Linked DNA regions of Mus musculus: regions 1, 2, 3, 5, 6 and 7 are each linked to region 4. The links are chromatin loops, found by intact Hi-C in ENCODE. Cell type or tissue: heart. All regions are shown on one strand. Region 1 overlaps Prkce (protein kinase C, epsilon). Region 2 overlaps Prkce (protein kinase C, epsilon). Region 3 overlaps Prkce (protein kinase C, epsilon). Region 4 holds the start of Epas1 (endothelial PAS domain protein 1). Region 5 overlaps Prkce (protein kinase C, epsilon). Region 6 holds the start of Prkce (protein kinase C, epsilon). Region 7 overlaps Prkce (protein kinase C, epsilon).

Evidence for each region. Peaks named below come from ENCODE experiments on the same cell type or tissue, not always from the same donor. Only the 100,000 strongest peaks of a DNase experiment are listed, where the experiment ranks them.
Region 1: it touches region 4 in a loop (2.3-fold over the local background); 3 of 42 quality-filtered maps call a loop at or near these places.
Region 2: it touches region 4 in a loop (6-fold over the local background); 14 of 42 quality-filtered maps call a loop at or near these places.
Region 3: a loop joins it to region 4, with 4 times the contacts of the local background. A loop is called at or near these places in 9 of 42 quality-filtered maps.
Region 5: a loop joins it to region 4, with 2.2 times the contacts of the local background. A loop is called at or near these places in 5 of 42 quality-filtered maps.
Region 6: a loop joins it to region 4, with 2.2 times the contacts of the local background. A loop is called at or near these places in 2 of 42 quality-filtered maps.
Region 7: a loop joins it to region 4, with 3 times the contacts of the local background. A loop is called at or near these places in 3 of 42 quality-filtered maps.

What each region holds. Positions count from the first base shown.
Region 1 is chr17:86,594,030-86,598,029 of GRCm38, forward strand. The region is part of intron 11 of Prkce (protein kinase C, epsilon); the gene reads left to right. Among named protein-coding and RNA genes, the nearest start is that of Gm52297, 74 kb to the right of the region's middle. In heart, a CTCF peak has its summit at 1,781; no DNase peak of the experiment used is centred here.
Region 2 is chr17:86,534,000-86,537,999 of GRCm38, forward strand. All of the region lies in intron 10 of Prkce (protein kinase C, epsilon), which reads left to right. Among named protein-coding and RNA genes, the nearest start is that of Gm30284, 91 kb to the left of the region's middle. In heart, a CTCF peak has its summit at 1,994 (motif pointing right); DNase peaks (open chromatin) are centred at 2,032 and 2,292; H3K4me3 peaks cover 1,221 bases; H3K27ac peaks cover 2,099 bases.
Region 3 is chr17:86,494,343-86,498,342 of GRCm38, forward strand. It overlaps Prkce (protein kinase C, epsilon), which reads left to right. Exons shown (of 15, transcript NM_011104.3): 10 at 1,596-1,769. Among named protein-coding and RNA genes, the nearest start is that of Gm30284, 51 kb to the left of the region's middle. In heart, CTCF peaks have their summits at 849 (motif pointing left) and 2,251 (motif pointing right); a DNase peak (open chromatin) is centred at 729; H3K27ac peaks cover 228 bases.
Region 4 is chr17:86,751,132-86,755,131 of GRCm38, forward strand. Epas1 (endothelial PAS domain protein 1) reads left to right here and starts at 2,733. Exons shown (of 16, transcript NM_010137.3): 1 at 2,733-3,177. The coding sequence starts at 3,152. In heart, CTCF peaks have their summits at 2,297 and 2,506; DNase peaks (open chromatin) are centred at 2,450, 3,000, 3,710 and 3,840; H3K4me3 peaks cover 2,482 bases; H3K27ac peaks cover 2,529 bases; H3K27me3 peaks cover 260 bases.
Region 5 is chr17:86,615,860-86,619,859 of GRCm38, forward strand. The region is part of intron 11 of Prkce (protein kinase C, epsilon); the gene reads left to right. Among named protein-coding and RNA genes, the nearest start is that of Gm52297, 52 kb to the right of the region's middle. In heart, no CTCF peak of the experiment used is centred here; DNase peaks (open chromatin) are centred at 2,222 and 2,932; H3K27ac peaks cover 1,141 bases.
Region 6 is chr17:86,165,876-86,169,875 of GRCm38, forward strand. Prkce (protein kinase C, epsilon) reads left to right here and starts at 1,910. Exons shown (of 15, transcript NM_011104.3): 1 at 1,910-3,065. The coding sequence starts at 2,718. It overlaps Gm5817 (predicted gene 5817), which reads right to left and starts at 1,610. Exons shown (of 2, transcript NR_165800.1): 1 at 586-1,610. In heart, CTCF peaks have their summits at 697, 1,589 and 2,598; DNase peaks (open chromatin) are centred at 826, 1,266, 1,756, 2,536 and 1 weaker place; H3K4me3 peaks cover 3,979 bases; H3K27ac peaks cover 3,444 bases.
Region 7 is chr17:86,621,310-86,625,309 of GRCm38, forward strand. The region is part of intron 12 of Prkce (protein kinase C, epsilon); the gene reads left to right. Among named protein-coding and RNA genes, the nearest start is that of Gm52297, 46 kb to the right of the region's middle. In heart, no CTCF peak of the experiment used is centred here; a DNase peak (open chromatin) is centred at 1,678.

The DNA.
Region 1 (4,000 bases), 160 kb before region 4:
GCGCACAAAGCTGTTTGGTCCTGGGCACTGCTTTTCATAATCCTGCAATCCCAGCCCTAGGGAGTTGAAGGCAGGAAAAGCAGATGTTCTAGGTCATCCTTAGACAGATAAGGAGTCCAAGGGCAGCCTGGGCTTCTTGACACCCTACCCGAGAATTGAGGGGAAGAAAGAGAGAGAAAGAAGGAAAGAAGTGTGCTAGATTCTCACCAAGGGAAGCTAGCAGGGAGAGAATGAACACAACCACCCAGTCTGTTGGTACAACTTAGTTAACACGTTTTAATTTTGGCTTCAGGATTCACAGTTTCCTGTTGCTGTCGTGTACATAGAGTCGTCAATGCCTATAACACTATGTCTTTAAGAACGACATATTTGCCATGTTGAGATTTCCTGGTTTTCACTTGGGTCCACCTGTGAGGCCACAAGTCTTCATTCATAAAATTCTAGGAGATCCTGGCAGGACAGCCAACGACTTGGGAAATTCAATTCCCCTGCTCAGGTAGAAAGTGGAACTGACTTAAGTACCTGCCATGCTTTGGAGGAAATATGCTCAACTCAGTACTTCTCAATGAGAACAGGTAATTCTTATGGGTCCTCTAGCACCGAGGTGCTCAAACACTAGGGACAGCGTTTGGCAATGTCTGGACTTGGGCTGTTGGAACCTAGCAGAGCTGGGATATGGAGGAGATGCGCATCCATACTGAGGGTACTACAACCGAGAGCTACCAACCCAAGCTATCAGTACTGCCAAGGCAGCAAACCCCGGCTCCAGCCCTCGAGTTCTATGATCATGTGATTCCCCAGGCTTCGGGAGCTGCTGTGTTTCAAAGGCCTCCTCTGCCACCACGGATCTTAGGTGGAACACAGCCAGATCTGCAAGTGGGCACGTCCTGTAGGGTCTGACCAGGTTCTGGAAGGCTTTTTGAACCGTAAGAGTCAGAGAAGGCAGAAGGCAGAAACTTGTACCTGTCACCTCCTTTCCTTTCTCCCATCAGGAAATCTTATGATTTCATTTCCACACTGTATTGAACTCTTTTCCCCCCAAAGGATACCACCATCTTTGAAAAATCAAAAGACTCTTTCCCCCATATATATATATATATATATATATATATATATATATATATGTGTGTGTGTGTGTGTTATATAATGTATATATTATATATAATAATATATAATATATTTATATATTAATATATATATTAAGCCAAGAAAAATAATTAATCTACCCTGTAAAAACTAGCATCTTCTAAGTCCTTGATTAATGTGTTAATGGAATTACTGGTGTGACTCTGGCACTTCGCCTGTGTCCAGAAGGCAGTTACAAACCCAACTCGGGCAATGATGAAAAGCAAGCCATCTAAGTCACCTGTAACACGTCCCTGTAACCCACGCATATCTACTCCCCCTGAAGAAGACCATCTCTCGACACAAAATGTTTGCTACAAGCAAAAGTATTTTAAAGTCATTTTAGCCATCAAAACTTAATTTAACCAAAGCATTTTCACGTCCCCACCCTTTCAGCTTCTTTTATGGGGTGTCCATGCCAGTAAATGGTTCCGTGTTCTTGGGGTTTAAAGGATTAAGAATACACAGGTAGTCGGTCGGCTTTCCTTTCTACCTTGGCACGCTCGCTCACTGTAGACACTATGGTTTATGGCCTGTTGGAGCCAGACTGCCTTGAACTGTTTATGGCGTAAGACGAGTCTGAGGAAGTCTCTCCCCAGGCTCTGAAACAGCCCCACCCGGCTGACAGGAGTCTCTCATTCCATTCTCTCTGACAGCAGGGGGCCAGTACATTTCCTCCCAATCTCTGAAACCCATGGGCAGATTCCTGCAAACTCCTGCATGGTCTCTACAGCCCCACACAGGAAGCCTGAAACATTATAGATGCCCAAGGGATATTTCTAAGACCTGGGATTGTCTTGGCTTATAAGGGAGTGTTCGAAGATGCATTGGTCAATTGATTGATAAGAAATCCTGGATTAATGATCAGGCTCGCTATTTTTGCATTTACTTGATTTTGTTTGCTTGGAGGCAGATCTTGCTATGTAGCCTTGACTGGCCTGTAACTCTGAGAGATGTGCTCTCCCCTGCCACCCCAGTGCTGGGATTATAGGCGTGTACCACAAACACCTGGGATTCATGCTCACCGTTTGTTTTTAATCTAAAGTCCTGAGGATTGTTTATTTTTACTTTATGTGTATGGGTGTTTTATTTGCATGTATTTCCGTATACCACATGCATACAGCACTGGAGGACACCCTGTAACCTGAGTTTCAGACACTTGCTACCTAGTGGGTTCTGGGAATTGAACCCGGGTCTTCTGGATAAGCAAGTAGTTGGTGCTCTTAGCCACTGAGCCATCTTTCTAGCTCCAGCGTTCGCCATCTTTAAGAAAAAGATCATCTAGCACCAGACACTCGGAACCTGTCAGTACCCGCATTTGATATGAAAACAGAGAAGCACACACAGAGAGCTTCAGGGGTTCCTATACCTAAATAAATATGGTGTGGCAGAGCCTGATCCTGTTGTTTTCTTTTTTAACATATAATTTATTTTTACTTTATGTTCACTGTATTTTGCCTGCATCTATGTCAATGTGAGGATCTCAGAAGCCCTAGATCTGGAGTTACAGACAGGTGTCGGCTGCTACGTAGGTGCTGGGAATTGAACCCAGGTCCTCTGGAAGAGCAGCCAGTGCTCTTAACCTCTTAGCGGCTGAGCCATCTCTCTCTCTCTCTGTCTCTCTGTCTCTCTGTCTCTCTCTCTGTCTCTGTCTCTCTCTCTCTCTCTCTCTCTCTTTCTCTATTCCTCCCTCCCTCTCTCCCTCTCTTCACTGCACAAACGGGTACTTAACTCCATTACTAACTGGAAACATTCCTGTCGATTGTCAAGCCAGGTATTCTCCATGGAAAATTGGGTTCTGTTCTCCCTAGTAAAATTTTGAGGAAAGGTTCTAGAGCTCTTCAGCAGACTGTCTCGCTGTTGGTTGTTGTACTACTGCCCAATGGACGTGTCTCCATGGAAAATTGGGTTCTGTTCTCCCTAGTAAAATTTTGAGGAAAGGTTCTAGAGCTCTTCAGCAGACTGTCTCGCTGTTGGTTGTTGTACTACTGCCCAATGGACGTGTCTCCATGGAAAATTGGGTTCTGTTCTCCCTAGTAAAATTTTGAGGAAAGGTTCTAGAGCTCTTCAGCAGACTGTCTCGCTGTTGGTTGTTGTACTACTGCCCAATGGACGTGGTCACTTAATCCCTCTCCGGCATAGACACTTAAAGTTAAAAGCAAGTTGATTCAAGTTCATAGGCAAAAAGAAAAAAAAAAGAATAGCTAAGTCGAAGGAAAGGAGAAGCTTTACAAAGGAAAACACCGGGGGCTTCTGTTTTCTTTGTCTGTACACTGCTTAAAGGAAACGCAGAGTGACAGGCTAGGGGGCTGAGTCTTTCATGTCTGAAGCTGTTGTCTCCAACTGTGAGGCAACAGCTGGCATCTCCGAGGCGGTTAGGACCCATGACATGATGAGGGTGAAGGAGTGGGAGGAGGGTGTCCCAAGCAGGACCCCAGAGTGAGGAATGGCTGAGCGGGCAGAAGGATATCTCAGTCTCTTTACCACTGCTGGATCTCCAGCGATTGGGATGCTATGTAGGTTCTAACTTATCCACTCTTCAAGAGTCTTAGGTGTTTAGTGGAAAGGATTGGGCCTTTCTAAACCTCAAGTTGCAGAGAGTTCATGAAAAACACAGCTGTTTATAATATATATTACTTGTTAAAAGGCAAACAAACCTAAGTTGGGACTGAGTTCAAGCAACCCTGCCCAACTGAACTTGCTCAGAGGTACTGAGCTGAGTTCTGCTTTGCTCATTTGTGTGTGGTTGAGGTTGAGCCCAGAGCCTTATACACACTATGTAGCCACAACACACTTCAGCCACCCCCCAGCCCTTCAAGGGAACGTCAAACTATTTGCCTGTTAATAAAGAGACACTAGTGTTGGACGGGTGCCA
Region 2 (4,000 bases), 220 kb before region 4:
TGACAAGAGATTTCCCTGCTCTGCCTCCTGAGTGCTGGGATTAAATGCATGTGCCACCACCCCAACCACCAGCATATTCTATATTTTATTAATGAATATGAGAACATTTCTTGGGCTCAGAATTATTCACTATTGGAAGTTGAGAGAAGGGCCATTTGGTCCAACATATATTTTCTCTGAAGGACATAGTGGTTTATTACAGAAATGTATTTCCAGTCCCCTTAGAACTGAAGTTAACAAAATGGATAACCAGTGTAGGCCCTCCTGCTCCAGTCATGATGTGTGAAGTCACACAGGCTGGCCTCTTCATGAGCTTTGTGTGAACAGCCCAGGAGCCTGCTATACTGGAATATCATTGCTGCTCACAAATACGTCATGACACCCACTGTAGATGAGGCTTGAAGTGGGTCTCAGAGTCACCATGGCCCAGGTGACCACACAGTCACTGTGACTGAGAGACTTTTGGAGGGAGACAGGAAAGCCACTATGATCAGTGGTGCCCTCTCATGCTAGGCACACAAAGATGGCTTTGCCTCCCAGGTCCCTGAAGGCCACTGTGGCAGAGGATTCAGAGCCAGAAGACCTTGGGCTCACCAGGGTCCCTCTACCCTCTCACTGGTGTCTACCTGGTGTTCATCCCCGGGACCCAAGGATTCACGGATGAACCTGTCAGTCTTACAGTCAGACAGAAGGTCTGCTTGTTTGTTTCTGTAATGGTTTGCTCTTCATTCTGTTTTTTTGTTTGTTTGTTTGTTTTGTTGTTGTTTGTTTGGTTTTTTTGTTTTTTGTTTTTGAAAAATTAGTTTGTTTTATTGTCTCTGATTCCTCCCTGGCCAATGTTGTGGTTAGCCCAGTGTCCCAGAGAGGCCCTTTCAGTCAGTTTATGGAAACTGAGTCCTTCCTTAAAATGGTTCCTGTAGACGGGCTGGAGTGGAGCTCAGTACTGGAGCCTGTGCTTAGTGTGGACAGGGGCCTGGGCTTAGCTCTGAGGATGGGGGGGGGGGGTAGCTCAATGGGACAGCACCTGTCCAGCATGCCTGAACACCGGGGTCTGATACCCAGAATGACAAAGAAAAAAATGCATGCTAGAGAAAATTTCAGTGCCTCCTTGGCACCTAATCGGGGCTGCCACCTGGTCACCTCAGCACAGGGCTGGCAGTCCTGAGTGTCCTGTTGGCACCTTGCCCCCATTCACTCTTCAGTTAAATACTCCTTGCTAGGAGTACAGTGCTGTTGAGGGCTGGGGACGTGAGTCGAGCCAGCTAGACGAAGGCTCCTGCTGAAGACAAGATGGAAGGCAGGGCTGAGAGCCAGGGAGTGTGCTGTGGTCTCCCTGTGGGTCTTCCTGGCACATGGATGGGCTTGCTCCATCCAGTCAGTCTCTTCCTGCAAGCCACGGGCCGTGTGTCATGAGCGTCCCGCTAGATTGCTAAAGCTGTGCTTGGGAATTAGAAACAGGACACAAACTGAGGACTAAGCAGTAAACGGGAAAGCCGGAAAGGATGCTGCCTGGGGTTCTCTGAGACCCACAGCAATGCTCTCCTTACTGGCAGATTGCATTTCCCCTCCCACTCCTGACCATAGGTCCTTTCATTTCCTGTATCCTTTTCACTAAATTGAAGGATTAATGTACATGTTATGCACTTAAACAAAATGCATAGATATTCAAGCAGTTTCTCCATCTTACTAGATAGATTCTTAGCATTCACATTAAGAATGGCTAAAGGGGCCGGGCAGTGGTGGCTCACGCCTTTAATCCCAGCACTTGGGAGGTACAGGCAGGCAGATTTCTGAGTTCAAGGCCAGGCTGGTCTACAAAGTGAGTTCCAGGACAGCCAAGGCTACATAGATAAACCCTGTCTCGAAAAAGCAAAACAAACAAACAAACAAAACAAAAAACAAAACAAAACAAAAAAATGCCCAATGGAGAAAAGCGAACAATTTTCTCCCTACAGACCTTACCAAGTATCTTGCAGTTAACCATTTCAGCCACTAGGTGGCGAGAGTAGTTAGCAAGGCAAGTGGGTCTTTGTGACTCATCCAGGCAGGAAGAGGAGACTGGAGACCTAAAATAGTTTAACTGAGCGAGGTGACCAAACGGGTGCCGTTCTAGAAGGATACACTCTGAAGCTTCTGGTTTCCAGTATTGGCAAATATTTCCTTTCATATACAAAATTCTAAAGTTAGACAGGAAGAAAAATAAGAGTAGGACTAGCTCTCAAAAAGCAGAGCCGTAGAAGCTTGCCCTGTCTGGTCCTACTTTTGTCTGTTTGAAACGAAGACGCTGAAATAATTTCTGAGCTCATAAGCAGACTACAGTGTCTGCAGCTGCGCTCTAAACCCCACCCGGTGGGGACAGAGCTGTTTGGAGCTCTATGAAACAGGCCGAGTTTGTTTGTTTTTATTTTAAATAGAAGTAAACCGCGCTCCCAGGATAGAGAGCCCAGCTACCGTGCTACTCTGACCATCTTGAAAACTGACAAGAAAGAATTTGTCAAGTGTTTGGTCCGATTGAGGTCTCACTGTTTTCTTCTGGGTGATTCCTGTTCGGTAGGAACGGGAGCAGCGCTTTCCTATCAAACTCACGATAGGAACCCGGGGAGAGGGCGGGAGATACATTTGTAATGACTTCACAGAATTTCCCTTCCTCTGTGAATACCTGTCCCAGGCGTGGGTCCTCAGATTCTCCACTGGCTAATGACATTTTAGTGTCTATGGAAATCATTAACTTCCCTGAGAGACTCAGCCTCATTCCTTTGATAACTGAAGCTGCCTATATCGCAGCGATGCATTCCTCCGTACTCCGTACTCTTTGGTAGTCACCAGTTAATCAGATTTCCTTCTGCTGATACTTTCTTTAATAAGAGGTATTTGGTGATGACGGAGGGGCAGTTCTAGCAAACAAAGGGTTTAAACCCAGCCCCAGGGGCTCTGGTTACGGCAGCCCACACCCGATGCAGAGCCTGACTGAATGCTATCGCTTTTCTAGATTAGATAGAAGAATTAGGGAAACATTTTTTTAGGATACCTATGGTCTGGTTTTGGTGACAGTTCATACAGTGGGAACTAGAAAATGTTGCGCTGGCCTAATACTGATAACAGAAAGTATTTTAGAAGGCAGCACTCTATTTACAGTTTTAGTAGACTATCTTTTATTTATTTACTGTTCATATCATAAATGTAAACAACGTGTCACCCCACAAGCACCCTGACGCGCCCTCTCCCCCCACTTCATGTACCTTTTTAAAAGATTTGTTTATTTATGTTGTGTGTATGAGTGTTTTGCCTGCATGTATGACTGTGCTCTACATGTATGTATGGTCCCTGCAGAGGTCAGAATAGGGTGTGGGATTCCCTGGAAATGGAGTGGTTACAGATGCTTGTGAGTCACCTTGTGGGTTCTGGGATATGATCCCAAGCCCCCTGCAGTAGCTACAAGGGCTGCTAAGCACCAGCCGTCCCTTTAGTGCCTCTTCTGGCTCTGTTGCTCTTGTGATCCACCAAGCCAGGTTCTTTCTGTGGGATCCTTAGTGTGACACAATGCTCTCCTTCATCCTCGCACGTGTCTCTGTCATGGCCCAGGCTGTGGACATTGCCATTACCCATGAGTATGGGGGATAAGGGCTGGGCGGAGCCATTGCTGTTGCTACTGAGACCTTCAGCGGTACACGTCATTTGCAACCAGAATATGAAGGAGGGGGACGGTGACCTACTTTCCAAACTTGCAAGATCATGCTTGAATCTATGTGACCCTTAGACATTCTTGACCTTTCCAAATTTTTTATCTAAATTCTGCCCGATTTCAGAGCTGGGACTTGATGTTTTATGATAGCGATTCTTCAAATTGTTCCTATTCAATAGGTTTTTTTTTTAAATGGCAATCAGTAGTGGTGATATAGTCCTGAACGATACAGAATTAAGCAATAACCAGTGAGCTCTGTCTGTGGGGCCACCGGAGAGGCTCGGGTGGTGTGGCCAAGCCTGGATTCTATCCACACTG
Region 3 (4,000 bases), 260 kb before region 4:
CACGTAAGGTAGACAGGATAGGGGTCCTGAAGACTCTGAGCGCTTAGCTGGCTTCTTAGGCAAAATCACACCATCGCAAGCAGCTTGGAGCCCGTTTTACATAGGCTGTATTTTGTAGGTGACAGAATCCGCACCCTCTCAAGTTCCTTGGGTTATGTTCGGTTTACTTTGACGGCAACATTGGAATAGCATTCTTCAAAGTTCCCAGGAAGGAGAATGACCTGCAACTATTTGGAGATAAATGAAAACGCCAACTGATAGGCAAATGCCAAGAAAACAGACTCCCCATAAGCCCTCAGGGGAAGGAATTGTGTCTTTACCTGCAGCACTGTGGATAAAACTGTAAAGGCAAACACAGGGCACGATTAAGTACACACAGATAAAGAGGTTATGTTCAGTAAGAAAAGATAGCAGCAGCTTGTCATGAAGCAGGCAAGGGAGGGCCAGTGCGGAGAGCAAGAGGTTTGTCTTTATGTCTCTTATGTGTACCGACTTAGAAGTAACAACCCCAAATAACTAGACAGAGGAGAAAACTCTCCCACAAAGAGAATCGACTGGAAAATAAATCTCCCAGGAAGGTAGACTGCAAGTTGAAAGCAGAGTCAGGGTAATGTCTCCCGTTTGTCAAGGAAGAGGAAGCAAGCCAACAGAAGGGGAAGGTGAAAGCGGCCCCATGCTCAGAGACGCTATTCTCTGAAGTAGCCCTCTTAAAAACCAGGAAATGTGGGCTGCAGAGATGGCTCAGCAGTTAGGGGCACTGTCTGCTCTTCTAGAGGTCCTGAGCAACCACGTGGTGGCTCACAACCATCTGTAATGGGATCCGATGCCCTCTCCTGGTGTGTCTGAAGACATGTACTTATATAAGTAAATAAACAAGTCTTTTTTTAAAAATCGGGAAGTGTGTAAAATGTTCAACCCTTTAGTTCTAAAACTATCTATTTCAAGGATATAATGCCAAACAAAATTTTAAATTGTGTCCAAAAGCACTCAGCGCAACTTATATAGAACTTAATTGGGTATAACTTGTTTCTAATATGAAGGAGATAGCAGAATCAATTATAGTGTATTTACTTTGAACTGAGTACCAGCAATCATGATAGAGATGAAGACTTTATAGGAAAATACATATAACATATTGCTTCTTCTGAAAGTCTGTATGTGTGTGTGGTATGGTGGGGCACACCTAATATTTTAGCATTTGGATGAAACAGAAGTGTCATGAGTTCAAGACCAACATGGGCTACATAGTGGGAACTGTCAAAAGAAATGAAGAAAGAGGGAAAAGGCGAGAAGAGAAAGATACAAGGGAGAGATAGGAAGCACGCTACATTTGTTCTCTGATAATTACAGTATCACTAGTGGAGATGAAGATATGAATAATTAGCCCCTGTGCATTAAACTTCTCTTACCTGAGCACTGTGCCAGAGATTTAAAAAAAAAAAACCCCTTAGGTAGTTTCCCTAAACGTTTAAAATGTTAGCTTCCTAAACATCTTCATTAAAAATGAAAGAAAGAAACAATTGACACTTAGATATTTGACATCATTTGGTTCTGTGGGTGTGAAGACTGACCAGATGTGTTAAAACTGGTTGCAGGTCATGTTGGCGGAACTCAAAGGCAAAGATGAAGTCTACGCTGTGAAGGTCTTGAAGAAGGACGTTATCCTACAAGACGATGATGTGGACTGCACAATGACAGAGAAGAGGATTTTGGCTCTGGCTCGGAAACACCCTTATCTAACCCAACTCTATTGCTGCTTCCAGACCAAGGTATGCTTAAGAAGGGGCTGGCCAGCTGACCTCTTGGGTAGTATCGTGGCATCTAACACACAGAATCTAAGCTATCAGAAACCACTTTTGACCGTCTGCGTACCTCTCTCCAAGACTTAGTGTGGTGGAGTGGATTTTACCCTTGCAGAGATAGGCGTTCGATTGAACACCATATGTGTGTCTGTGCAGGGATGAAAGATCGATAGTGCACTTTCAGATTGTGGCAACTCAAAGCCAAATGGTCAACCCCAGTGTTGACTCATTGGAAAAACCAACAGATGCGGTGTAAACCCGGTTCCAGCTCTTTTCAATCAACAGTAAGATTGCTTCTAGGCTGCTTCAGCTCAAAAGAAGAAAAAAAAAAAAAGCAAAAGCTACCTTCATCCTTCTACCTTGTGTGATGTCATAGGAGATGTTGAATCTAAACAAATGCTTGGAATTCCACAGTGAAATCCAACCATATAAAAGTTACCTGGCTGCCAGCAGGTGGCAGTAAAGGATGAGTGTGTGTATGGACATTGTAGCACACACCCACACCCATCTGATTTGGTATTATTCTTACAGAAACAGCACATGTTCTTCATAAAAATTCTTATTTTATTTTCCTTTTTGGAAATGCGTATGGGAGAAAGTCTTCTAGGATGCATTGTGAATCTGTAGTATTTGTGTGCTTTAGAAGGCAATCCAGACTGGGTCCTAGACAGTGAAGGGTGACATGTATGTAGGTGCTCGTGTGTGTGTGTGTGTGTGTGTGTGTGTGTGTGTGTGTGTGTGTGTATGTGTGTGTATGTGTGTGCGCATGTGCACACGCATACATGTGTTCTATATGCTAGGTCCTGGTGAACAAGACCCCGTTCCTGCCATCAGAAACTTGACAGCCTCTTTGCTCCAGCCCCCACCCTTACCCCTGAGGCAGTTTCTGAGAACCCTGCTTGTCTGAGGAGCTTTAGGAATGGGAGACTCTGTGGCCTGAGCTCCCATCCAGTAGTCTCAGGTCACATTAGCTCACTGGAGTCCCGGAAGAGTCCTGCAGCGTACCAAGAAAGATTACCTTAGTTTAATCCACAGTTGCCCAATTATTTTGGTCCCGACTCTCCCCCATCAACCCACGCATGACATCAGTAAGCAACACTGATCTAGGAAAGTTTTCCTCTCCTTCTGATGGCATCAGAAATGAGAACCACCTGAAAGGGCCTGGCCACTCTGCGGCTTATTTTTCAGGAACACCAGGGTTGCTTTCTCTATGAAACTGTCCTCAGAGACCCTGCTTCATAAAAATCTGTTTCTTTTCTGAGAAGCCTCAGATTGGTGGCTAAGTCATTTCTCTTTCAAACTTGTGTTGTGTAACACCAAACAGATTAGTGTGAGTTCATGTTTGTGTACAAATGCAGAGTCCAGTGTGGCAGAACAAGTGCAGAGATGGGTTTGGCGTTGTTCTCCCACTACAGCTTGGCTACTGTGGTTTTGGTTTTGAGATGGGGCCCCATTCTGAAGTTCAGTTCATTACTAGCCTGGAACTCGGGACAGTCCTGCCTCCACCTATTAAGTCCTGGCATTATAGGCACGAGCCACCATATCTAACTCATTTAGAACTTAATTCAAGATCAAAGAGAAAAGTATCAGGTGTGATATGTCTTTATTGTCTGTGGTTCTTTTCACATGGGCTTACATTCAGTAGTTTTAAGTTTTGTCTTAAAAGCAATAACAACAAAACCACTTAGTCTACTTTTTTCTTTGTATCATTGAAAAAATTGTTTCAGAGAACCAACAGTTGTGTGTGTGTGTGCGCGCGCGTGTGTGGTGGGTATTGGGAATTGAACTTAGAATCTCATGCCTGCCTTGAAGTAGGTGCTGGGTGTGGGGTTATCAGCGGGACACAGATTTGCCTGAGGAAGGATGACTGGGTGACTGGGGTCAGGACTTGGGGCTCATACTAACATCTGCAGTAAATTAGCACTAAGAAATCCTTAGTGTTTCCGTGGCATTCACACCAAGAAGAGCTGGGAGCTGCTGCTCTCAGGTCTAGCGGGGCAGCGGTGCTTTTGAAGGGTGAGATGGAGTGGAAGCAGAAAGGACAGCCTCAATCCGTGCTCAGTTTTCAACCTTGCTTGGATGTTGTTTTTCCTGAAAAAGTACCATTCCTCAGCCACCATACTGTTGTGGTTTTGACTGAGATTTTCATATATGATTCAAACCCACAAATATCTGTTTCAATCCTATTAAGATTTTTG
Region 4 (4,000 bases):
CTTTAAGATGCCTTCTGCTGCTATGTGAGCCTAACACAGATGCTTCCAGAGACACTCATGTAAAGCTAAGGTCTTAGCCCCTCCCAAACCGTACCATCTTTATTCGGAGCTGCCCCCCTTTAGTTTTCCATGGAGGCCAAGACCTCAAAGAAGTCTATGTCTGGCTTACATGCTCAGCTCCTTACAAAGACTGCTGACACCATGTCTTCTCTGGAAGACATCTTAAGAGGTCTTTAGGCCACCTGGCTCTGCTCTATGCAAGTCTGTGTCTAGTCCTGGGAATCTTCGAGGCGCACTTAATTTGTAGGTTAGGAAGAGGGGATGCAACTAACATAGGGAAAGTTGAAGTATTCTTGAGTGACCTCTTACACCTCTCCCCTCCATCTCCCCCAAAGTGGGTTTCCCTGTATAACCCTGGCTGACTAGGAACTTTTTTTTTTTTTTTTTTTTTTTTTTTGTAACCCAGGCTGGCCCGTGTTGGGGGATGGTCTTGCGCTGTGTATTCTGATGCTGATTTCCACGCCAGGACAACTGGTTGCAGTCGGGACTTGGCGTGGTCAAGCATCTCCGGTCTTGATGTTATGCAAAAATTGTTTTCCCTCAGGACTGGAACTCTGCGGTCTGCCTGCCTCTGCCTCTTGAATGCTGGGATTAAGGGTGTGAGCCAGTATGTCCGACCAGAACCCCTACTTTAGAAGTAACTGTGAATTAGGGATTGAATCCAGGGCCCTTATCTTTCCTCTTAAAAATCAAAAACTTCTCAAACGAATTTCATAACCTCAAGGCTATTGAAATGTTCCCTGCGGGTTACAGGTATCGCCCAGTCACCTGTCAAGTACAGCTCAAATCCAGCAGAAGCTCTGGTGAAAAACAATGTCTGGGGCCTTGAAGCTGTCGAAGTGCTTAAGGTTTTTTATTGTCTGGTCTTTCCCTCCCTCCCTCCCTCCCTCCCTCCCTCCCTCCCTCCCTCCATTCCAATCTCAAGAGAATATATAAAATAAAGCAAACAAAATATGTTTATATTTTATTACTACTGTGTCTACCAATTTGAATTTCTTATTATTAAGACCCAGGGTGTCTGGATGTAGAAATGTCATAGGAAATCATCCACCAGCCTCCAAGAGTGAAAAGGGTCTGGTCTTTGAAATCACCCTCAGGTGTGTCAACTGATTTCCAAGTGCTCAAGCACTCATTCTTTCAGATACCTCCCCAAGACTTTCAAAAAGTATCCACCTTCTTCATGCTTAAACAAACTTAAAAATCGCCCCCACCCCAAGACACAGTCACACACACAGTCTCTGGTTATAATTTTACTAGGAAACTTGTGTTTAAGAATAGTTCGGGAAGCACAAACTTTAGATACCAGGGCAGCCCAATTTGAGGGACCGTGCTTTCTCCGCAATTCACAACTATGGAGCCCGTTGGCTCTTTCCCTAGCCTTCAAAAATCCATGGCTGCCCTTCTTCCTTCTGGAGATTTTCCTGCAGAAGTAGGAAATGGGAAAGTGTCTAAGATCAAAGCAGGAGTGGGCATCTCACAGGTGGAAAGGCCAAAGAACCCTCTGACTGCCTAGGGAAGAGGAGACTTCATAACACCACGTCCTGCAGTTGGCTGTATCCTTCGAACCCCGGAAGAGCACATCCAGTGATTTGGGAACACGCTATCAACACATCCCAACATCACACTCAGGAACTCTCTGGGGAGCCCACGGTGATACTGGGGTATTGAGAGCGGGCAGAGGCCTGAGGGAGCTCCAAGGCTCTCCTCTCAGGCATACACTTAAACCTAACAGTCTACCACGAGCACCTCAAAACCCACAAACCGGTTGAGGAAGACACAGGCAGGAGCAACCCTAGATCATTTTTGTCCCAGTTTCTCCCACAACTTTCTGCCACTCGGGACTCAGAAGTCAAGGTCAGTTTGGCCAAAGAGAGCGCACCTCCAAGGCAGACAAGAACAAGAGCCGACAGGGTCCTGGGGATCATTACCGCCGGCCGAAGGGAGCCAAGTGGATGGTTTAGGGGACTATAGCAGCACCCGGAAGCGGGGGGGGGGGGGGTTGGCTGGGCGCTCGCTGCACGCCCTAGCTGCGCTCGCGATCTCCGACCCAGCGCTCCTGCCCTAGCCTAGCTCTTAGGGGAAAAGTGAGGCTGAAAGGACACTGGCGCAAAGGCATACTCCGAACTTGGGTAGCAGATCCCCGCCATTACTCAGTCCTGCGCTAACTGCGCTTCCATTTGGAGTCCCATATAGTTACTCGCCACCAGCGACCTCAAAAACAAGTCGCAGTTCTGCGGAAGGAGGAGGAAGGGCAGGCGGGCGCCCGAGGAGCGCAGCTCCAGAGAAAGGGGAGGGACGGGGTCAGGGCAGAGGCTGTGGCCGCGCCTCCCTATTGGCCGGGACACGGTGGGAAGTCGGGGCAGGCAGCCAGCGTGCGGGGCGGGGCTTCTCTGGAGCCCCGCCCCCGGCCCGCCCCCAGCCCGATGTCCCACTCCCGCGCCCCTCGCGCCCTCCCGCGGGCGGGCCGTCCGAGTTTTTAAAGTGGGCTGACAGCCGAGGAGGCCGGACATTCGAGAGCGGCCGGTGTACAGCTCCGGAGTCCGCAGCGCTCCGCTCCAGCTCTCCTGAGGCGGCCGTACAATCCTCGGCAGTGTCCTGAGACTGTATGGTCATCTCAGCGGCCGCACTCGCTTGCCCCCGGATTTTTTTCCAACTTGCTCTCTTCGAGCCATTTTTTTTTCTTTTTTTCTTTTTCTTTTTTTCTTTTTCTTTTTTGGTTGGTTGGTTTTGATTTGTCAGATCCCAGAAAAGTGACTCCTGTTCGGGGCTAAACGGAACTCCAGGTCCCTTGTCGCTGCTCTCTCTCTCTTTTGGCGTCTTACAACCTCCTCCCACTCCTTTCCCCGGCCCCGCCTCCTCCTGCAGGTTCCTCCCCGTCACCCCCCTCCTCCCTCCTCCTCCTCCGCACCTAGCCAGCCCTCTGCAAACTTCCACCTGATTGAGCGGGACTCTCGGACCTGCGAGCACTAAAGACCTTTCACACCTGCCCGGGCGACAGAGAGCTGCGGAGGGCCACAGCAAAGAGAGCGGCTGCAGCCCCTACGGGGTTAAGGAACCCAGGTGCTCCGGGTCTCGGAGGGCCACGGCGACAATGACAGCTGACAAGGAGAAAAAAAGGTAAGCGGGAGTCAAAGCTGGCGACCGACTTGGTCCCAGGCATTGGCGGAACTGCGCGTGGCGGGCGCGACCCGGGGCAGTCGGGAGAGGGGTGCGAGAGTTCTCGGAGGCTGGAGGACCGCTGTTGAGGGGCTTTGAGTAAGCGAGTCGGTGATGCCTTTAGGGACAAGGAGCTGCGGTGTCGCAGTAGAGTTGCAAAGCGGATAGTTCCGAGACCTTGAGACACGGAGAGATGGCCCTGGAGGTCAGGGGTGCTTCCGCGGCGCCTTCCAAAGTCTGTCGTCCCTGGAGCACCAAGCTTCCCTAGCGAGTGTTTTGAAATGTTTCTGGGCTGATGCCCTCGACTCTTAGGGTTTCCATGCTGGAGCAGTAGACACGCCTTTCTTTTCCTAAGACCCTCTAGGTCTTTCCGAGAGCGTTCCTATGCGGGCTTTGCGCCCCAAACTAGCATGGAACAGAGGGCAAAGCGCAACTCTGGGGTGCGCCCTGACCGAGAAGCCGGAACACTGTCAAGGGTCCTGCTCCAGACGGCACCCAAGTTTGTTCAACCCCCTTAACCTTACCCTACACCTAGACTCCGGCAGAGAGTGGGGAGTGAGTGACCTGGATTGCCCTGCGGGGGCAGGTGCTCTAGTGTGCAGAGAGAAGACCGTGACACCCGGCGGCTCCGAGTGTCTGATTCTTAAGACGAAGGGCAGCCACGAAGGTTTGTCCTCGCGAACCTTTCGGCACTGGGTGAGAGGCAACTCGGGGCAACTCGCGCTGCCCTCGAGCCTCCTTCAATCCGCCCCGCATCTGGTGACTTGACACCCAGCTCTAGGAG
Region 5 (4,000 bases), 140 kb before region 4:
ACACCATGCACGGTAGCCTCATGCAGGACAGGAGAGCGAAAGAGGAGAGAAAAAGTGCCACACATGTGACTGTCGTGCATCCATGCTCAGCCCCAGAGGAGACTTTGAATTTTAGTTTATCGCTGTGCAGCTTCCTAAGGAAGTGAGGGCATTTGGGACAATCAGCAACCTGGCATAAAACGCAACAAAAAAGGCTCAGGATCGGCACAAGGGAATCACTAAAGGGCACAGATAAGATCTGAGCAGATGGAAAGACAAACATAGTTATTGACCAAGAAGATTGAGCATCATAAACTATCAGCTCTCCCCAAGTTAATTTATAACTTTAAACATGTTCCCAATAAAACCAGCAACAGGACTTAAAAATATGTATAAACAGACGACTCTAAAGTTCATATGGAAAAATAAACAAGAATCGGAGAGCTAGGAAAATTTGAAAGTGGAGACCAGCCACACGGAGTATTAAGCATATAAATCTACGATAACTAAGAAGTGGGATATAGAAAAATGTTAAGGGCAGAGGTGAAGGGCAGAGGTGCAGTAGAGACTCCATTTTCATATGCAAATTTTCCATTCAATGGGGAACGATGGCTACTAAACATCAGGTTGCTTCCAGATTTCTAGGAACAAGGAGAGTTGGAAGTGCATCTCAAACTTCTGTCAGAATAAATAAGTGCACTAATGATTTATGTTTATAAAAATGAAGGTAAAGCAAGAGGGAGAAACATTAGCAGAATATATAGATTACTTGAAAAGGGGGGGGAAAATTCAACCTAAGACATGGAAGCCAAAACCAGTAAAACGGAATATCCACTGAATTAAGTAAAAATAAATGATCTTAGTAAAAACTCCAGTAGCTTACAACCAAAGTCAAGTAATAACCCTGCACCAAGTCTGGGCCCTAATGGGGAAGCGCTCTCGAAAACCAACTGCCGCAGTGTGAAGAAGCGCGCGTGCATGCATGCACATAGGCATACACACCCACACCCCTACACACCCCGACTGCAGCACCTTAAGCATAATGAAAACAAATGCTGAAAAACTTCTACAGAGGTGCAAGGATGTTCTGAGACACTGTTTAAACCTGGCACACACCGAAGCTTGGCAGCATAGCATGCCATGGCAAAGTGTCACCTGTTGCCAATGGAAGGTTAGGAAGTTAGCCTCTAAGGAGGACAGCTTGGTGACCCACTGAAAAGGCTAAACATGGATGGCATTGGCAATAAATCAAATAAAGGTTATCACATTGGTTCATCTATAAGGATCATCTATAAGGAAAGGGGGACAACTAAAGGCCTTATTCTTGAAACATAAAAAAAGTCCCAGATTATGGATATGCGCACGTGTTTGAGGACGAAGAAGATGAGGTTGGTACCTGGGCAGTTGTCTTTCTGAAAAACTGTTGGTCAGGATAGCTAAATACTTGTTCTGTGTTGAGCTGGGTACTGAGTACCTGGGAGTTCTCCAGGTAGAAAGACTCACCCCTGCCTCCCCCACCCCTCCCCTGCCCCAAAGCTGGACCTCTGAGAAGGCAAAGCTGGGCCAAGTCTGGACCTCCCAGCCCTCCTCCCTCCCAGAGGCCTACAGACTCCTAGTGGTTCATCGAAATATCACTAAAAGCTGCAGGTGAGAAACTCCTGGGGAAGTGGAAAGCCACAAGTCTGAGGGAGTCATTGCTGGACAGGAGAAGGAAAGAAACGGGGGAGGGGGGTGTGGACAGCACTGTCCTTCAGTGCTTCCTCCCCATAAACACACATAAACACACACACACATACCACACACACAACACACATACACACACACACACACACACACACACACACACACACACACAGAGCTTCTCCTGACAACCCTGCACTAGACAAGCTTGCCCCAGAGGGATGGACACTTTGTGGTGAGACTGAAAATCTCCAGAGAAATGGCCTTCTAATGGCAGCCCAGGCTGGTTCCCAGGGATTGATTGTCTAAACCTTCTGTCCCCAAAGAAAGCAGTCACTCACCCTTCCTGTGTTTGGTTTTGTGTGCAAAGTTAAGAGTTTTCAAAGATTCAGATATCAGAGTGGGAACGGGAGGAAGTAGCCAGAGGTAGAACTCCGTACATCACTGGCTACAGGGTGGGAAGGAGTGTTTTGGCTAAGGCCAACCCAGGTCATAGCCAAGGGCACTCATAGGACTTGCTCATATCCAACAGCAGCTGGGTCAGCTTCTTCCCCAGGGAGAAGAGAGGGCAGGAAGCAAAGAGGCCAGGGAGGAGTGGACTAGAGAAAGAAGAACAGGAGGCAGGAAGAAACGAGAGGCTGTCCCTAACTGGCCAGAAGCCTATGAGAAGGAGGGGTGGTGCCTGCTGGAGCCAAAACTACTCCACCTGGAACCTGAGTCAGATCAGAACCAGGCTTGTGCGGACTCGGGGGGGTCTTTAGACTCATGACATACTACTATTACCCTTGCTCAACCCATATAAAGGAAGCTGCTTCTTACAGAGAAGAATTTAACACAAAGGATGTGGCCGAAGATGTTCACCTTTCACACACTTCAAAACATCGGTCCTTCAAACAAGTCCACAAACATAGCGTGTGGTCCCGAGCTGACAGACAGGGGACCAGCCCAGCAAGGTGACTTTTAGCAGGGCTATGCCACAGCCAGTGATGAAACCCTGACAGCCTGGATCCCAGCCCAGCATTCAGCCCAGCTTTCCCACCCCAGCCAGAGCCAAGCCTTGCCCCCTCTCGCTGCCAGGGCTGGGGTCGGTGGCTAGCTGCAGTGGCCCAGTTGTTTGGGCTCACTGTGCCTTCTGTAACTCCGGAGTATTTGCTTAGAGCAGCACTTTTCTATGTGATTGCTTCTTTCTCAAGGAATCCCAGCTGTAAGCAGAAATAGGGTCACAGATACAATGCAGGCAGGTCCAGAAGCACTTCCTGCCCCACCTCCACTCCAGTCTGGGTCCCATGGGATGCCTGGAGCTCTCAAGTTGAGATGCCAGCAGGCACATGAGCATGGCCCTTTCTGACCTCTGCTTGTACGGGAAGAGGCCTTCTTTGCAAGGCTCACCTCAATAGCCCAGAGTAGTTGCTGAGGGAGACACAATGTGAATGGTTACTCCAACCACATAGTCTAGATTCCTCTACAGAGCCAGGCCTGGGGTTTGCAGGGGTGGTGGAAAAATTATTTTCTACCAACCTGGTTTCTAGGTAAGAAATCTTAGAACTCTGGTGTGTTAAAATGGGCCTCAAAGAAACCACCTTGATTGAGGCTGGCCCGCTCCTGTGACTCTCACCTCTCCTATACAGAAACATCTGGATCTAGATTATTTCTCTTACCTGTTACACCCAGATTGACCTTGCTCAGGCACCATGCTCCTGCAGGCAGGGCTCAGCCTCCCTTGGTATGGATTTCAAATCCCTCTTTCCAGCATCTCAGACTCTTTGAAGTTGTCCCTCAAAGACACAGCTGTCTTGTCTCACTATGGTCAGGAACCCCGTTCTCTGGCCTCTTTCCCTTTGCCTCTACCTTCCATCTCCTTTGATTGCTCTCTTCACGGTCTGTCCAAATGCTAGCTTTCACCGAACCCTGAGAGCCACTGCTGTTGGCCATACATCAACAGATGTTGGCTACACCAACCATCCGTCATCTCCCCCCTCTCAAACTCAGCAGCTCAAACTCTTGTGGATTTTTTTTCCTGATTCAGTGATGCTATATATATGTGACCCTGAATCCCCTGAGCTAGTTAACTTGTGAAGGATGGAGGTCAGAGGAGACCTCCTTTCTCACAGAAGGATCTAAATATGAGTTCTAACCCTAATATGGCCCCGATTCTGTGCAGGATCCTGTCTTTTGCTGAGGTATTGTAAATGCTGTTGAAGGTTGTCCAGCTGGGAAATGGCCCTAGCCTGAGGTTAATGAGGCAGGTCAAAACCTACTCCAAGATTGCCTTGACTGGAGATGTCCCTAGGGTATGTGCTTCTTTCTCTCTAACTCAAGAAAGGCCCTGTGGTGTGTATGA
Region 6 (4,000 bases), 590 kb before region 4:
TGGGGGGGGGCATTCTTTAACCTAGAGTGTATCCCTACCGGTTTTTTGTTTTGTTTTGTTTTGTTCTTTTAGCACTGGGCCTGCTTCTTAAACACATAGCCTGGAGAGAAAGTCTCATTGTCATTACGTTTTGCTGCATGTCCTTATAGGAAGTTTTAAAATTATTTTTTAGGCGCCAATGATCTTAAGGCCATAATCATTGCCAAAGGTGCATTTTTATCAGCATCTGTATAGCAAAGGTGCATTTTTATCCCACGCAACAGGACTGGCTGTCAGGAAAGTAAGTGAGCTACGGGGAGGGGGCGTGACTGCACACTTAAACTTTAGGAGGAGATCTGCCTGAACTCAAACCCCTGAACTCTGTGTGTGTGTGTGTGTGTGTGTGTGTGTGTGTGTGTGTGTGTACTGTACTTGGTATGTCATTCCTGGAGACTGCCTTCTCATCTTTAAACTACAAGAAATGATAACCCTTTTCCACAGAGGAAAAAGTGAATGGAATGCGGTTTGTACATTTTGATCCACACTTATCAGAGTCGCCAGATAAACACTTAGCTTTTCACCATCCGAACGAACAGCCGGACTTGCCTTGGCACTCGGGTGAGGGCGGAGGTTTTCTTTTTCCACTCACACGGCGGAGAGCTGCGGGACGAACCCCTTCCCGGGCGCAGGCTGGAAGTTCCCGCTGCGCGGCGCCCGGGGCCTGGCGCGCCCCGCCCGGCGCTCCCAGGTTCCCAGTCCCCCTCGGCACAGAGCCATTCCCTGCCGCCCGCCTTCCCGGTCCTGGTCCCTGGCCCAGGAAATTCTTCCCCAGCAGCCCAGGGCTCGCCTCACGTGACCAGCCGCCGTCGCGGCTGCTTCCAGAGAGTTTAAAGGTTACCGAGGAAATTAGTATGGATACAGCCACTGGACCCCAGGAGGACGCATCGGGCTTTCCCGCAGCCCGAACGCCGGTTGTCAGGGCGCGGATCAAGCCTTGTCCTCTTAAGGGGCACACACAAGGTCCCGCATAAGTAGGAGGAGTCACTTTGAGAAATAAACAGACATTCGAACCAGGCCGGGCCCAGGTTCTACTAGTCTTCCACAAGTTCTCGCAACCCAATCAGGCCCAGAACAAATCCCCAGAGGGGAGAGTCTCCTCAAGGGGGAAAAAAAGAGGGTTTCAAAACTCACACCCAGCCGAAGGGCTCAGCAGTCCGGGTGTCCCCTCCCCCATCGCGGCACAGTAGAGAATCCCAGGGCAGAGTGACAAATAGGCCAGCTCTCCGCGGGCGACTGGTGACCGCCGCAGTCCAGGCAGAGTGGGGGAAGGTGATTAGTCTTCTTGGACATTGCGACCCCCTCCATTCCACCAGGCCCAGTTTTAAGTGATAGTGTTGGCCGCAGGGTGCGAGAGAAAAGCGCGGCCCGCTGCTCTCCGGGTCCAGACCCCGCTCTCCTGGTGCAGATCCGAGGAGCACAGACTCGGCCTGCGACAGTCGCTCCCGCACCTCCGCGACGCCACACTCCTGGGTTCCGCGCGGAGTCCTTCCTCAGCTCCCCCGCGCGCCACGGCAAACGGACCCGGCCGGCCCGCTCCTGCTCTTTTCTGCTCGGCTCACTTTTCCCGTATTGCTCCCCCAACCGGCAAAACTTTCTATTTCCCCAAACAGTGGCGCGCGCGCGCGCGCGTGCACACACACACACACACACACACACACACACACACACACACACTCACACACACTGACGTCTTTTGCGCATTTCCTGCATTAGAGGGAGGGAGAATCGCTCGCACAGCGATCGAGGGAAGCAGATCGCGGGCTGAGCGCTCTGGCGGGCGGCGAGCCGGCGGCAGCCGAGAGCGCGGACGCGGGGAGCGCGGCGGGCGGGCGGGCGCCGGCGGGCGGGAGGAGGGGCCGCGCGGAGTCGCAGTCCCTGCCCGGCCGCCGCGCTGCGCACCGCCGGGTGCCGGCCTGCGCCCCGAACCCAAGTGGCGGCCACCTCTACCTCCCAAGCCCGCGCGGATGTGAGATCCCAGGCACCGGGCGCCTCGCGATCGCCGGCTACGGCGCGACTCTGCTTAACCCGGGAGGTGACGGCGGGGCTGATCGTGCGGCTTGTGGATTTTTTAAAAATTTGGCTCCGGGGAGGACCATTTCCTCTCGACATGCATCCCTCCGGATAGACTGCACATCCCTCAGTCCACCCTCCGCCCCGCGCCGTCCGAGGCAGGCGCTGGGTGGGCGAAGAGGATCCGGGTTGAAATCTGTGCCCCCGGTTCTCGTCCCCGCCCCGTCCCGCCGCCCCCTCCCCCTCCGGGAGTCGAAATTGCCCGGGGATTATGTTTCGGAAAGGTAGGTGAGCGCCGGGCGCGGCGCCTGCTTCTCCGCACACGGACCCGAAGAACCAGCGAGGCGGCGAGGCAGCCCCCGCGGCTTGCAGCGGAGGCGACAGCTCGTCTCCTGCCGTGGAGGTGTCGCCGGTGGTGGGGGGGAGAGACTTGCTCCAAAAAAACGGACGTCTCCAGCTCTCCCCCCTCCCTGTTTTCCGTTAGGAATCCGGCGAGGAAATACATGCACTCGCTGAGAATCGGCGGCGCCAGGAGGCAGCGCCACAAGGTGTAGCGAGTGAGTGGGGTGGGGCAAGAGGGGACCCAGGAGTCCCCCAGGCTCCCGGCGCGCCTGCTCCTGCTCTTCAATCCTGCCCTCGGGGCGGACGGAGTGACCCCCGCCCCGACCATGGTAGTGTTCAATGGCCTTCTTAAGATCAAAATCTGCGAGGCGGTGAGCTTGAAGCCCACAGCCTGGTCGCTGCGCCATGCGGTGGGACCCCGGCCACAGACGTTCCTTTTGGACCCCTACATTGCCCTTAACGTGGACGACTCGCGCATCGGCCAAACAGCCACCAAGCAAAAGACCAACAGCCCGGCCTGGCACGATGAGTTCGTCACCGATGTGTGCAATGGGCGCAAGATCGAGCTGGCTGTCTTTCACGACGCTCCTATCGGCTACGACGACTTCGTGGCCAACTGCACCATCCAGTTCGAGGAGCTGCTGCAGAATGGGAGCCGTCACTTCGAGGACTGGGTGAGTCGGTCCTCCACGTCCGGGAGTCCCGGGTCCCAGGGAAAGACTTGCTGCCTGAGCATTGGTCCTGGGGCTCTGGGCTGTCTGTGTGTGCATGTGCGGCTCAGTTTTCTTGAAGAGGCACGTTTTATTTCCTAGCTGAAGAGACATATACAGTAGGGTATGAAAGACGAGATTTGACAGATGGGCACTATCCCTTGCCCCCCCCCCCGTGCCCTCCCAACAGTGGGCAGTACAGGTGGCTTGCAAGTTGGGAGAGAACCCGGAATGCAGGTGCATAGGTTGGTGGAAGGAATCTGCAAGTCCCTGGTGGACTTGGCTGAGCGACTGTGTGTGGGTGGGTCTCTCTGTCCTTGGAGAGACACGTGGAGCTCAGACTGGAGGGTTTTTGTGCCTCCTGGCTTTATCCTGGGTAGCCTAGTGAGTAGTTTTATAAAGCCGTCTTTCTGGTAGGAAGCCCCCTCTTCCTAAACAACTGTTTAGCTCATTTGATGACATACCAGAAAGGTCCTCACCCCCAGTGTCCCCTCTATAGGTCCTACAAACATAACACCAGCTTGCTTTGCCCATCTGTTTAGAATGCCGTATTCTCAAAAGGGCTTGTGGTGATAGGAAGTCAGGACTTTGAATCTTAAGATTTTATGCTTGCAGACTTTGATTGTCAAGATATTGTAGGATCAAACACTATTTCTGAAATTGAGCTAACTGTTAGCTGATTCCACTGTCACATAGGAGGGATTTTGAAGTAGGCCTCGCCAATATACCTTAAACCAAATGCATCCAACCTTGGCACGTGGGCAGTCAGAAAAAACAACCCCCTCCCCGCTTGCTTCTCTCTTCTTGTAGGAGCAGCATTCAGTTAGGAAGTGGGTATCTCTATCTTCAGGTTTGTTACATGTTTCTATCTGGAGCAAGTGTTGCTACGGATGGATATG
Region 7 (4,000 bases), 130 kb before region 4:
CTAGAACACACTCAAAGGTGGGGTGAGAGAACCAAAGGCTAAGCGTTGTCCTTTGACCTCCATGTGCATGTGTGCCATGTGACATGTGGCCTACACACACCACTCTAACCAATAAAATAAAACACATTTCAAAAATAGTAGAGATAGAGCAAATGGTTTGTTAGTGCTTGTAATAATGAACAAAATTCAGGTAAAGGAGCCGGGAACATGAAATCAATCCCGCAGGATCTATGGACCTGCTAAGGGTTTCAACGTAGGAGAATCTTTATCATGTCCATCCTGGGAAGAATACAAACCCCCAGAGCACACATCAGCAGGCCGAGGAGAGCCTTCGTGATGCACACCCAGCAACCACGTAAACCAGGCCTGTGGTGCAAGACTGTAATCCCAGCACTTAGGAGGTGAAAGCACGAGACTGGGGAGTTCAAGGTCACCCTCAGCTGCATAGCAAGCCTGCGGCTACCCTGAAGTTCCTGAGACCCTGTGTCACAAAATATTTAAAATATTCTGATCTCAGTGAACTTGAACTGGACTGGACGGCTGGAGGATGAAATTGTTTACATTGCATATTCCTCTCTTGGTCCCTGGGGTGATATTGTTAGATATCACTTCCTCGTATATGTCTCCTGGAGTTGACGCAGCTTTTCCAGAACATTCCATAATTGAGCTAACTGTGGATATAGAACACCTGTTGGGTTCACCCATGTAAGTGAATCAGGGTAGCAGACTCCATGGCCTCCAACTTGGAATCTGAGTCTATGTGTCTTTGAAATAAAATTCTTATACTTCCTCTTTAAGATGCATGTACAAAGATGTTCTAAATGCACAGAGAAGGATTCACCTTGCTTTTTCTGTAGCCATTGATACCGTGATCAATACTGCAATACATCCAGTGAATGTCTGATCATACTGCAATACATCCAGTGAATGTCTGATCATACTGCAATACATCCAGTGAATGTCTGATCATACTGCAATACATCCAGTGAATGTCTGATCATACTGCAATACATCCAGTGAATGTCTGATCATACTGCAATACATCCAGTGAATGTCTGATCATACTGCAATACATCCAGTGAATGTCTGCTGAGGTTTCTCCTTACGAAAAGGGGACATTGTCATTGTATCCTTGTGCTGACATGGAACCTCTAGTTTTAGAATTCATTCTCAATACCGAGTGAATTGATAAAGTTTTGCAAAAAATCGAAACGAAAGGCCGAGGAAGGGACAGGCCTCCAGGCTTCTGTCCGCAGGTCAGACAACACAGGTGGAGCCAGGGAGAGCTCAGGAGTGAGGCTTGAGGGCCCAGCAGCTCAGTGCACCACAGAGCTCTGATCTTCTGAACTAGGCAGTCCTTTCTGTTGTGTGCTCCCATAGCGAGAACACCAGCCAGCCAACAGCACAGAGACATAGATGAAAGGAAGGCCTCCCCTGGGACTTATCTTTACCAGGAGAGCCTTCCATTCCCACCCCTCTGTGAGCCAATGCCACAACGGTCAAAGGCTTGACAGCAGTTAAAGATCTGCTCAGGAAAAACATGCGCACAGCTCACAACAAGGTCTGGCCAAGTGTAGCTCCCTCCCCTGGTCTCTTCACTGCTGGGTTATAACATGGGGTATGAGAAACAGTCCCAAGAATTGAGTCCAGACCTGCCCAGAATGTCCTCATATGCCCTTGATATAGTGGAGAAGTGTATTGGAGCCTTGAGTTCCTGTCTTTCCCATGGGAATCCTAATGCCTGCTCTGCCCAGCTCAGCAAGCTGCGTTAAGACTCTAATAGGATTAGAGGTGGGAGTGATTCATAAGGCATAGAGAGGCTAGCCTTGAAACCAGAGCCACCTTCTTAGTGATCAGCTCTGCCAAGCCGTCTCTACCCATCTTGCACCCCTGGCACACACCCCCTAGCACTTGTCTCCCCCCCACCTCACCCCCCCATCCCCGATACACTAGAAATGGCTCTCAGTTCCGGGTCACACCCGGTTCTATCAGGGCCTATACCTGTCCTTCTCTTTTACCCTTGAACCTCTCAAGGGGCTGGCTTCCATACCAGATGCCCTCCGAGGGCACACAAAAGCATTACCTTATCTTCCTTACCAGCTCCATTGCTGGTGAGGTGATCAGGCCAAGGATAATCAGGGCTGAGCCTTAAGGGAACTTTACAAAAGATTTCACCAAAACCAAGTCTGGATAAGGCTACCTGGCCATTTCCACAGCACCATGCAGTGTGAGCATAGATAGACACGCTTATAGACAAACCGCGGAAGTGCAGGCGCCAGCCAGCCATGAAGAAACGGCTAAAGTGGTCAACTGGTCAGCAGGGCCCCTGAGCTGCAGAGTTAATGTGGTGCACTGAGTAAGAGCCACACGGTGCAAGGCATGGAGTGGTAGCTTTGTTTTAAGAGTACGCAGACTCTGGAAAACAACCGACAATAACTCTCTGGAACTTTCCAGATGCTCCAAGGAGAGAGCTGACTGTGAACAAGTGACTGAAAACACAGTATTATAAGGGAAGTGCCCACAAACCCTAGGAACAGGCAAGACCTTAGTATGTCAGAGGACAGAAGACCCTGAAAGGGAGGCAATCTGGCATAGGCATGACCCGGAAGGACAGAAGCCAGTGGTACAGAGGAAACTTGGTAAGCCAGGCTGACTACTAGGTCTCAGGAGGTTGAGGGAGCCTAAGCTTTGCCTGGGCCCCCAGCCAGTGCAGCCTGAAGTTCTGAGTCTACAGGTCTCCTGCACTAACCACTGGACAGAGAACCCCAGAGGCTAAGGAAACAGGTCGTCAGACAGAAATACTGAAGAGGCAGCTGAACGTCCTCACACTCTTCTTCATCCCAAATAGAGAAGGTTCCTAAGCTAAGTGTGGACTTCGTGTCATTAGATGTTGCTACTGAATTCTGTTTAACCCCAAAGGATCCAGGCTTGCTGTAGAAAGGGGTGTGGGTAGCGTGTTCTTCATGGGTCCTTCCAGAGTTAATGCTCTGGCTATCCATTTGGCCAGATACACAGTGGTTGGGAGGAGGGGACATTGCTGAGTGTGGTCCTGGTCAAAGGTAAAATTCACAAGACAGTCATAAACTGGTTGAATTTTGGCTTTGCCCATAAGGATAACATAAATTCACAAAGTTAGCCCCAGAGGAAAGGAGATCCACAGGGTCTGTTAGATGACCCTAAGTTCATTGGTGAGATTCAGAGAACCAGAAAGATTGATGGAAATGAGTCTTTTACTGTCATAGACGAGAGCATAGTAGTCTCTGGTGGGTAAAACACAGGGGCTTGGGGAGAGGCCTTCCCTCTTATTTCCTTCCATGGAGCACGGGGCTGAGGTAAGTGTTGTCACCACTTAAGGAATATCAACTTTCTGTTTCAAGCCAAGCATGGTGGCACACACCTTTGATCCCAGGACACAGGAGGCCAAAGCGGGCAGATCTCCGAATGTTCCAGGCCAATCTTGTTTATATAGTGAATTCTGGTCTAGCCTGGGCTACAAAGTGAGACCTTAGCTCAAGTGGGATTGGGGGGTTGGGGGAAGCAAAAGCAACAGAGATTGTGGTTTCCTTCCTACATGGGCAGTCAGGGTGCCCAGGCTATGAATGATGGGAATAGAACTTTCTGCACAGCCGATCCCTCTCAGCATCGCCTTTTGAAGTTTACACCCTGCTCCCCTAGCCCAGAGTTAATGTGGAGCTGTGCTCTCATCTTTTGAAAGTGGACTTAAATGCTGCCCCGGAGCTTTATCTGGCATGCAAACTGAGAAGTGGCCTCTTGTTCCCAGCAGAGGTTAGATGGCAGATCTCACTGTGGAGAGAGGATAGCGGCTCCCACACTTAAGCCTCTCTGAAGAAGCTGGGGTAGTGCCACACCCCACACCTCAGGGTAGCACAGCTCCACTATGGCGGAGTAAGGTGGACAGGAAGGCCAAGACTTCCCTCGAGAGTTGGGTGGGAGAGCTGCTGCTGGAGTCAGGCTCTTAAATGATCCCTGACACTCCGTC